Linked DNA regions of Homo sapiens: region 2 is linked to region 1. A link is a loop called in an ENCODE intact Hi-C map of the cell type or tissue named here. Cell type or tissue: sigmoid colon. All regions are shown on one strand. Each heading gives the region's core, and the rest is flanking DNA. Links, peaks and the distances in the headings are about the cores only. Region 1 overlaps LINC02351 (long intergenic non-protein coding RNA 2351). Region 2 holds the start of LINC02351 (long intergenic non-protein coding RNA 2351).

The links. A loop is a pair of places that touch in the nucleus more often than their neighbours do. Peaks named below come from ENCODE experiments on the same cell type or tissue, not always from the same donor. Only the 100,000 strongest peaks of a DNase experiment are listed, where the experiment ranks them.
Region 2: it touches region 1 in a loop (2.5-fold over the local background); 3 of 110 quality-filtered maps call a loop at or near these places.

The regions. Positions count from the first base shown.
Region 1 is chr15:98,366,465-98,371,840 of GRCh38, forward strand. All of the region lies in intron 1 of LINC02351 (long intergenic non-protein coding RNA 2351), which reads right to left. Among named protein-coding and RNA genes, the nearest start is that of LINC02351, 52 kb to the right of the region's middle. In sigmoid colon, for the core only: no CTCF peak of the experiment used is centred there; a DNase peak (open chromatin) is centred at 2,767.
Region 2 is chr15:98,416,288-98,421,663 of GRCh38, forward strand. It overlaps LINC02351 (long intergenic non-protein coding RNA 2351), which reads right to left and starts at 4,711. Exons shown (of 3, transcript NR_146567.1): 1 at 4,522-4,711. RefSeq lists enhancers at 1-152, 153-653, 4,717-5,292. In sigmoid colon, for the core only: no CTCF peak of the experiment used is centred there; DNase peaks (open chromatin) are centred at 3,044 and 4,804; H3K4me3 peaks cover 192 bases.

The DNA.
Region 1 (5,376 bases), core at 57-5,056:
TTCTAGCCCATGAGAGCTGGTGTTTATACACGACCCTGGGCCCTAAAACTTCTGAGCGCTCATCAAAAGAACATTCCCGCATGTGACATTTGAAGGTGAAGTGTGTGCATGTATTCCATGCCTTTAAAAATTACTAAATTGGCCGGGCACAGTGACTCACATCTATAATCCCAACACTTTGGGAGGCTGAGGTGGGTGGATCACCTGAGGTCAGGAGTTTGAGACCAGCCTGGCCAACAGGCTGACAAAACCCCGTCTCTACTAAAAATACAAAATTAGCCAGGCATGGTGGTGGGTGTCTGTAATCCCAGCTACTCAGGAGGCTGAGGTAGGAGAATCTCTTGAACCCGGGAGGTGGAGGTTGCAGTGAGCAGAGGTTGCACAACTGCACTCCAGCCTGGGGGACAGAGTGAGGCTTCATCTCAAAAAAAATAAAATAACATAAAAATAAATAAATAAAAATTACTAAATTGCATATGGTTTACCTGCTACACTCTTAATGGTAGAATTTGATTGACTGAATGTGTAATGCCCTAATCCTGAATTTTTTTAAAAAGGAACCTACCTCTTTGGGTCTGTTTTAAAAATAGATAGATGACAGAGAGACAAACGGAGAGGGGTATTTAGATTACATTTGTAATCTAATGGACCAGTGTCAGCAGCTTCTTTTTCATGCTTACCCAAAAAAAAAAAAAAAAAAAAAAAAAATCTCTTAGGAGAAGATGCAAGACAGAGAAAAGAAACAAGAAAGGTTGAGGGTGGGACAGAAGTGGAAAAAATCCCATTCTGCCATCTATTTTATCCATGTTCTATCCACATGGATGTACATTCAGATAAATATTTCCATATTTACATTCAGGTCAGCACCAAGACAGGATATAAAACTGTAAAGGGGGATAAACGTTGCTGACCTTAAAACGTGATGAGAGACTACAAGAAAGAGACTGCTTCCAATGATGATACCTCAACGTTAAGAGTCCAAGGCATACACAGTGACACTAAATTTGAGCCATTGGATACCATCACAGAGATGCTGTCATTGTTGCCACATACCCTTTCTGGAAGAGGTCAATAGGTTCTCCTGGACAGGCATGTTGGCTTATGCCTATCATCCCAGCACTTTGGGAGGCTGAGATGGGAGGATTGCTTGAGGCCAGGAGTTCAGGACCAGCTTGGACAACATATCAAGACCCCTGTTGCTAGAAGAAAAAAAATTTTAATGGTCTGGCATGGTTGCACACACCTGTATTTCTAGCTAATCGGGAGGCTGAGGCAGGAGGATGGATTAAGCCCAGGAGTTTGAGATTGCAGTGAGCTAGGATTGTGCAACTGCATTAGGCAACAGAGTGAGTCTGGCCAATAGAGCAAGACCTTGTCTCTATTAAAAAAAAAATGAAGAAAGAAGGTTCTCCTATGAAATTATGAAATGGAGCCTTGGGTCTTGGGTGCCACACATCCTTGGCTAAGACAGAAAGAGTCACCAAGGGAGCAAATAGAAAGCACAGTTGCTGCCCTGTCTTCAGGTCTCTGTGTGTTGCACTCTTCGCATTCATTGTTTCATTTAATCCCACAGCAGAAGCACTATTTATCCTCATTTATGATCAGGAAGGAAACTAAAGCATAGATGGTTTAGCAAATTTCCCATGTTTCATGACCAGAAGGACTCTCCAGTTTCTAGAACCTTGGGTTGTCAACACAGGAGAAGCTGTCCTCACCTTTCCCATAGGAAGCAGGACACCCTCCCTGTAGTCTCTATATTCCTCAAGTCCATGCCTTGGATCCTTTCTCAGACCTAGAGCTGCTGTCCTCAGGGTGCCCACTCTCCTCTCTAGAGATGGTTGAGAAGCAACAGGGCATGAGGACCTGAAGGAACCCACTCAGTCACTTCCTTCCCGGGAGACGCTGGGGAATTGTTCTCACCCCTTCCAAGACTCGCTGTCCTCCAACGCAGGGTGGGGGTAAATATTGCACACCTTTTGGTGTGATATGTGCATGCAATGGGTTAGCAAACTAAGGGCACGAAAAATAGAGGCTTGTGAACAACAGCAAAGACAACAACCATGCATGATTTTTATTTAGTTGGTGGGGATCTTCACCCAAGTAAAAGATCTGCAATTCTACAGGTCCTACACAGAGGTAGGACCTCTCCAAGAAACAGGAGGCCTGCAAAATTCTCTGTGCTCGTTTTCAGTTCCAAAATTTCAGTTCCTGCAGGTGTGCACTGACACCCTGCCTATGAGTAGCATCATCAGTGGAAACAACAGTTCCTCCTATTTAGTCAGTTGCCAAATTAAAAGGTGTCAACTGAGACACTTTTTTGGAGCTTTCTGAACCTAGCTTTGTATTGGCATCCTGTCTAGTATCTTCCCTGTGAAACATAATAAAAATCCCATTGGCATATATTTTAAAATTCAAATGAGTTCGAATCTTATTTTAACCATTAGGAGAAATTATTTGCAGCTCCTTAGAGATGCCCTGTAGTGTAAAGCTAGAATAGAAAAAAAAAAAAAAAAAACATAATTCTAAACTGTTCTCCTCTATCTCATCTTTCTCAAGAGAGTGTGTGTATGTGTGTGCATTTGTCAGCCTATGGAGCAGGACGTTGTCAGTGCAGAGAGGTAGAAAGACAAAAAAGAAATTAAACTTTTCCATTGGGGAAATGTTTATTGGACACATACTTTTAGCCAAGGCTGGGGAATAGTAGACACTGGTGTATGTCTCTGCTGACTCACAGTCTGGCAACAGAAGTGGACCAGAAAGCTAATAAAGACAAATAGTGTGGCACATACTAAGACCCAGGGAAGCCCTTGGGCCTGTTGAAAGCCGAAGGAACCACACTTACATCCAAGAATGGAGATAGGAAGCTGTTTCCTATCCTTTCTCAGCGGTGGTGGAGCACAGTTTTGTATTTGGCAAGCTTATTCCTGCTTTGGGTATGAGGTCAGTCTAATTACTTGAGAGCTCTTTCCAAACCTTTAATTTTTCCACAGACTTCCTCAAAAAACTAGACCAGAGAGATAATCTTTCTTCTTGCTCATAAGGCATTTCTCACACAGGGCAGTCTCCAACACATCCTTACTGTCATGTGTATTGGTTGTGGGTAATCCAGATGGTGTGTAACTAACGTGATGTGCCACTATCCCCTGGCTAACTCACAAAAGCTTTGACCAACTGACTAGCAAGTTGAGCCTTCTCTGGTGCTGCTCTGGGTCCATGTGCAGCATGAAATGCAGCCCCAGTGTGCCTGGCTCCAGGGCGGACAACACTGGGATGTCCTTGGAAGAACAGCTTGGCCTTGAACCAGAGACAGGAGTTTGGAGGCTTTGCACAAAGATTTCTGTGCTGAAGCACTGGCTTTTTCACCACCTACATCCTGTGAACTCAGCTGTGTGTCCTGGTCAGTAGTTAGCATGCCTCTCAGTGTATCCCGATTGGTGACTGCCTTTCTCAGCGACATGTCCCACGGCCCCTAAAGTAAATGCGCATTCTATGACACCTGCCTTTTTGTTAAACCACTTCAAATACACCCTTTAATTCAAATGAAAATCTCTTCAGCCACTTTGTCTTGATAGTGTAACAACACTAAGATAGAAATTTAATTGTATTTATGTAAGAGACATTATGATTTTTCTTTATTTTTAAAAAACCTTAAATGTGAACTATAACATACCGTATCAGGCAGGTGTCATTTGGCATTGTCAGGTAAAAGCAAACATCTGCTGACTGTGCTTGCAAATGGGTCTAGTGAGAAGGTATTTATCTGGTCGATAGCTGCGTTCCAATATTAAGGGTCATGTTGATTTGCTCCATAATAAAATTCCACACCTGGAATAGCAGCAGCAATTGAACTCACCACTTGATTAAGCAGAAAACAGCCCATCTTCATTCCCCAGGATCCATCCACAGCCCCAACAGGTGAGTTAATAGGATCACAGCATGTGGTGAGTATCACCCACATCTATCCATATTCGATGGTGGAACTTACATCCATTCAGAGTCAGGACTGTGGTTAAGCTTTTGGTTTACTATCCTGATAGGGAAGGATGTTCCAGGGACTTCCCATCAGAAAGAACTAAACAATTCTGCCCATTGCCAAGTATGTACATTATAAATTTTATATTCTGGAAATGGAGAGATAACCACAGCATGAGTCCACAGACCTACAGGGACCACCATGATTTGAGCTTGGCTTAATTCTCCATTTATTACCTAAGTGCTATAAGCCCTCACTTTGATGCACAGATCCCAGTGGTATTTTGGATCCCCAGAAATTAACATCAATTCATAGTCAGAATATCCTGAAGGGTCTCAATATTTCCTTTTCCTCTGTGTAGCATCACTCTTGTAAGTGACTCCGTGTTCCTCTGGGTATAGCTTGGAAGAAGATTCATGATCTGCACTTGTGACAGTGCAGCCGCCCTCGAGAGGATTCAATCAAGGGGCTTCCAATCTGAGAACTGGTTAGGCCCGGGATTGGGGTGAGGCTGTGACTGTTCCCTGTGGCACCTCTGGCTACCCAGACCTGGTGGAGTTTCTGCCATCAAATAGATAAAGCAACACTTATTAGGCTGCCCATCTACTTCATTCTTAAGGACACCATAATAGCCAGTCAGCCATTGCCAAAGATCCCTGTGGCCAGCAGCAGTCTGCTGGCCCCTCATTCCCACTGCCCATTCTGCATGGCACACCTATCTGTAGTGTTAAGTGCTGCCACTCAATCTCTGCTACTTGGGGATCCCATCATCCCCACCGCAGTCAGAATCCAAATGAGTGGCAGCATCGTCCATGATGGTACAATGGCCTCCTCACCACTGCGCTTCTCAGATTCTTAACAAAGGGAAGACACTCTGGGTCCTCTCGAGGGATGTAATTGAGAGGTAGCGGGGTTGGGAGGTAAAGGTTTCATGTAAAAAATCCATTTCATGCCGGGTGCAGTGGCTCACACCTGTAATCCCAATACTTTTGGAGGCTGAGGCAGGCGGATCACCTGAAGTCAGGAGTTCAAGACCAGCCTGACATCAACATGTAGAAACCCCGTCTCTACTAAAAATACAAAATTAGCCAGGCATAGTGGCGCATGCCTGTAATCCCAGCTACTCAGGAAGCTAAGGCAGGAGAATTGCTTGAACCCGAGAGGCAGAGGTTGCGGTGAGCTGAGATCACACCATTGCACTCCAGCCTGGGCAAAAGAGCGAAACTCCGTCTCAAAAAAAAACAGACAGACAAACAAAAACAAAAACAAACAAACAAAAACATTTCAACATTCCCGTCTCCCTAAACCTTTGGATCCCTTCCCCTCCATTATGGCAAGAAGTTCTGGCATCTCATCTTCGTTAAGGGTGGATCCTCACTGGGCCCAAGCTTCAGTCATCCAAA
Region 2 (5,376 bases), core at 310-5,309, 50 kb after region 1:
ACCGTCACCCCTGGAGCTCACAACAGTTTTGACTGCCCCACAGCCTACACAAGTGCACACACACACAAACACACACAGGAAGTAATGTGCAGGGCCACTTGACTCTACTGCTCTCTGCTGGGGCTGGTCACCCGAGATGGCCTCATTCCCAGTTGCAAACAAAACCTAGTGAGCTCAGAGCCCTTACATTCCAGAGCGGTCTGTACCATGTTTTGCTTCCCCTTCGGACTTGCCATCGGAGAGAACGCAAACTCCACTGAGACAGGCTGTCATGCAAAGCCAGCTCGCCACTCTCTTCCCAAGGGGTCGGTCCTCTTCTTGGGCCTCCCCAACCCACCCCAGGCAGGCATCTCCTGGTAACTGCACTGGCTGACCTGTTGAGCAAGAAACAGATTGAAGAGAGGCTTTTGACAAGGCCTCTGCAGGCACTGCTCTGCCTGCCAAGCTTCATGGAATGCTGGAAGCATCCCCATTTAAATGAAGAATCTAGCCATTCTGTGCTCACCCAGGAAGTTTATATTTGTGTCAGTGAAGCATGCATTCTAGAAGACCATAAACAAAGCCATAGCCTTGGGGACCCAGAGAGCAGCCTCCTGAGGGGCTGTCCAAAGTTAGAACGTACTCCTCGCAGGGGACGGAAGTACCCATATCAAACATGTCTTCTGATTTCTTTTATTTCTGTATTCTGATGCTATGACATTTGTGGTTTTGCTGACCCTGAAGGGACTGCCCCTCCAGCGATAGCTGATTCCTAAGAGAGTCAACAAATTGCCCCCCACCCCCAAGTATGTTTTTCAAGTGCAAACAAACAAATCTTGATCTCACACACCCTCTCCAGCATCCTCCTTCATTAGGTTCCCACCCTCCTGAGCCACCATCCATCCACCCTGATCACCCCAGGGCCAGGTGCCAGACAACTAGGGACACCCTGGATGCCCTGGAGCCTGGAAATTCTTCAAATTTGCCAATCCTGAGACTGCTTGCCCTGCCTCTCTGCTCCATCCCACGGAAGGCACAATAAAGACCTCTGACCCATTTTCCCCAACCCAATCACCCTGACTGACCAACCCAATCACCCTGACCAACCCGGTGCTTCCTCTTATGAATGTGCCTCTTCTTTGCAGGAAACTGTAATTAGGATAAGGTGTTTCTTGGTGACAATTATTTCCATATCTGGGGCATGGTGACGTAGCCTCCCCATCTCAATGCTGAGGGAGTACAGAGTAGTCAGAGGCAGGAGGAGGCGGCGCACTGCACTGTGGAAGCTCTGACTGTAAGCAGACACGACGTCTGTTCCCTAGATCACTCCCTCTATCGTCCCCACAAACTGTGGACACCGAAGAGGCACAGAAGCGGTTAAAACCCCTCGCTCACCAGAGGCAGAGCCAAGATTTGAACCCAAGACTCGAACAGCGAACAGTGGTTCTCTTTCCACCTCCTCTGGCTGCTTTCTCAATGGACGCTTTAAAGCATCAACAAGGATATGTCTTTTTTCCTTTCTGGGACCAGTGAGGGCCACACAGAAAGGGATGTCTACAAGGGTGTCACCGCTGCTATCAGTCCCAGAGACCATGCACCATGCACCCCTGTGGTCCAGTTCTCCACCATCCTCCCCAGGGACACCCAGTTATTAGGCCATCTTCAGTAGCCAATGGCCAGTAATAGCTTCTGGTGTCCCCTCTTCTTGGGACATCGGCATTTTAGCAGCACTCCAAGTGCAGAGAGGTGGCCCAGAGGGCAAGGGAGCCTGCCAACCGTCTCCCTGGAAGCCCCGCTGTGCTACGGCACACTGGAGTGTTTTCAAAACGATGTAGCGAAACCACCGCGGAGGTAAAAGGTCGATTGTTCCCAGCCACAGCCGCTCTGTGGGGACGACTTTATAGCGCAGCCCGGCCAGTACCGACAGGGAAAATGGCATTTGGGAAGGGTGGGAACTGCCAGCATCACTCATGCCTAAAGCCGGCCTTCCTGCTCGAAGCCAGGAGGCTTACTAAGGTCTTTCAACCACAGCTGAGAATAAATGAGTTTTTTTCAGAGTCCACATTGAAAGAGAGCCATCTCCTGACGTTCCAGCATTGCACAGATCCCATGGTAGCAAAGAGAAATGAAAATATTAATAGCTTGTGCTATGAGAAGGCATTTCAAGACGGTTCTGATTTTAAATCTGCTTTCACATGGGATACCTTGAGAAGAAATAAAATCGTCTGCTCTGTGTTCCTGCATAATTACAGAGACTCATCGGACACACACAAAATAAAGAAGGTTCTTTTTTTAAAAGCAGAAGTACTATATGCTTCGAAAATGCCAGTGTCATAAAAGACAAAGAAATGCTGCGGAAATGGTCCAGATCAAGGTATATAAAGAGACATGACAGCTAAATGTAGCATCTGCCCCTAAACTGGATCATCTACTATGGAGGAGGGGGGATGCTACAAAGGACATTATTAAACCAAGTGGCAAAATTAGAATACGGACAGTAGATGAGATGAAAGTATTGTATCAATGCAAATTGGTGTCAGTGACTGCACTGTGATGACATAAGAGGTTATCTCCATTCTTAGGAAATACCCACTGGAGTGCTGAAGGGCAAAGGGCCATGTTCCATATAATTCACCCTCCAGTGGCTCCGAAAAAAAAATTACACACAAGCAAGCTGAAATAAAAAGTACACAGGAGCGCCTTGTACTATCTGCATTTTTGCATCTCTTGTCAATTTAAAATTAATTCCAAATAAAAGCTCTGCTTTTTTTTTTTTTTTTTTTTTTTTTTTGAGACAGTCTCACTCTGTCACCCAGGCTGGAGTGCAGTGGTGTGATCTCAGATCTCGGCTCACTGCAACCCCTGCCTTCTGGGTTCAAGTGATTCTCCTGCCTCAGCCTCCCGAGTAGCTGGGACTATAGGCGGGCGCCACTACACTCAGCTAATTTTTGTATTTTTAGTAGAGACTGGGTTTCTGCATGGTGCCCAGGCTGGCCTCGAACTCCTGGCCTCAAGTGATCTGCCCACCTCAGCCTCCCAAGTGTTGGGATTACATGCATAAGCCACCATGCCCGGCCAAGTAGTCTGCTTGTAAATCTCATCTTTGAGTAACTGCAGGCAGAGGGAGAGAATGTTCTACCACTAGAGCATAAGCTGGCAGCATGGGTGGGGACCAGCTTGGGGCCCAGGAGAGGGCTGATTCCAATTTTCTCAAGTCCCACTGGATTTCAGGAGCTGCCCCAGGCCCTATCACAGTGGGGAGCAAAACTGACAGTCTCAGGAGGCTTACAGCCTGAAGGAGGAGAAGGAGGAGGAGAAAATGGAGGAGGAGGAGGAGGAGGGGGGAAGAGAAGAGCGGGGAGGAGAAGGGGGAGGAAGAGGAGAGGGAGGAGGAGGAGGGGGAGGCAGAGAGACAGGCCAAAAATCACACCAGTAGATGGGTCATAACAAACTGTTAAAAGCTGTAAGGGAGAAGTTCAAAAAGATCTAAAACACTAGCTTTAGCAACATGGTGATATCCTATCTCTTAAAAAAAAAAAAAAAAAAAGTAGTTAATTAGCTGAATGTGGTGTCCCGCATCTGTAGTCCCAGCTACTAGAGAGGCTGAGGCAGGAGGCTCGCTTGAGCCCAGGAATTCAAGGTTACAGCGGGCTTTGATTGCACCACTGTACTCCAGCCCGGGCAGCAGAGTGAGACCCCATCTCTTAAATTAAAAAAAAAAAAATCTTAAGGCAGTAAACTGGGGGGGCTGATATAATTTGGCTGTTTGTCTCTCCAAATCTCATGTTGAAGTGTAAACCCCAATGTCGCAGGTGGGTCCTGTGGGGGGTGTTTGGGCCATGGGGGCGGATCCCGGGGGTATGGCCTGCTTGGTACTGTCCCCACCACAGTGGGTGACTCTTTGAGACCTGGTTGTTTAACAGTGTGTGACACTCTCCCTCTCTCTTGCTCCTGCTCTCGCCTGTGATGCTGGCTTCCCACCCCACCCCCCGCCCTCCGCCATGATTGGAAGCTTCCTGAGGCCCCCACCCAGAGGCAGGTGCTGGTACCATGCGCTACAGCCTGCAGAACTGTGAGCCAATTAAACTCATTCTGTTTGTAAATTATCCAGCTGCAGGTATTTCTTTCTAACAATACACGAACGCCCTAACACAGAGCCCTATGAGAAAGTAAAACCAGAAACCTGAATTAGAGTGTGTTTCTGGAACACTAAAGCAAGAGCTGAGGGAGGCTTGAGGAGCGGGGCATTTGAGGGGTGGTCTTGAGGGGCTCGTTGAAGCATTTGCCCGAGAACACGCAGCAAGAAAGCGGCGAGGGCAGCTCCCAGGCATCCCAGATTGAGCAATTAGGTGAGCGGAGCGCCAGTCACTGAGAGGAGACCCTGCCGGGAGCCTCGCTCAGCTCCAGGGGTGCTGTCTACACAGCAATTTCCTGCACTCGTATTTCATGTTCATCCACCTCCCCCTCTCCATCTGGTCCCTATGGACACGTCGGCTCTGGCCGACCGCTTGCCCTGGTGCAGAGGTTTCCCACTGCCCTCACCTAGTCTTCTGTGCCGTGGCTGTGGTGCCTTTCTCTTCCTCAGAAGATGCCCGATTCCAAAGCTGCAGCCCTCAGCGATGCCTGTCAGCAGTCTCAGGGGTAGGGCATGGGGGACTCAGCACTTTCTCTTAAGCCTCCCAGGTGGATTCAAAGCTCCGTCCTTTGGGAGCCCCAGCGCCTGCAAAGCTGCGCTGAGGGAGGAGGTGGGGCCTTGGGTGGAACAGTCGGGAATCCTGGGTCCCGTGGCTCCTCCTTGCCCCTGGAGCCAATGAGGAGAGACACATCCCAAGAAGGCCCCAGGCTGGGGCAGCCCCCTCAATCGGGACACCACAGCTCCTAGGACCTCTACTGCAGACCTTGGGGTCTCTGGCTTGGGGCAAGGAGGCCCTGGAATCAGAGGCCTGGTTTGGAATCCTGCCTCCACTTCCCCACCTGTGTACTGGGGACACCACAGTCCCTCCCTAGTAGGGGTGCAGTGAGGGCTCAGTGCGTTTGTTCTCATTGCCGCCCTGTGTTTATTACTATCGCCATTACGGCCTCATCCTCCAAGGAGACTGCTGCTGGAAAGGCCGTGGTTGCTGCGTGTGTCCCGCAGCCCCCTGCAGCCAGCGTCTCCTCGGCCCCGGCCCGACCCTGCCGTCCCTGCTCTGCTCCCTCAGCGACCGCAGACCCCTCACGCACATGCCCAGCCCTGCAGTCCTACTCTGCCACCCCAAGGGGCTTGGGCTTCAGTGGGGGCAGCGTGCGGGGCGTGGAGAGGGAGACGTGTAAAGCCCTGAGAGGCTCTGCAGCCACAGTCCCGCAGTCAGCGTTCCCTCTCGGCCAAGCCTCCTGGCTGCACATCGTTTCCCGGGC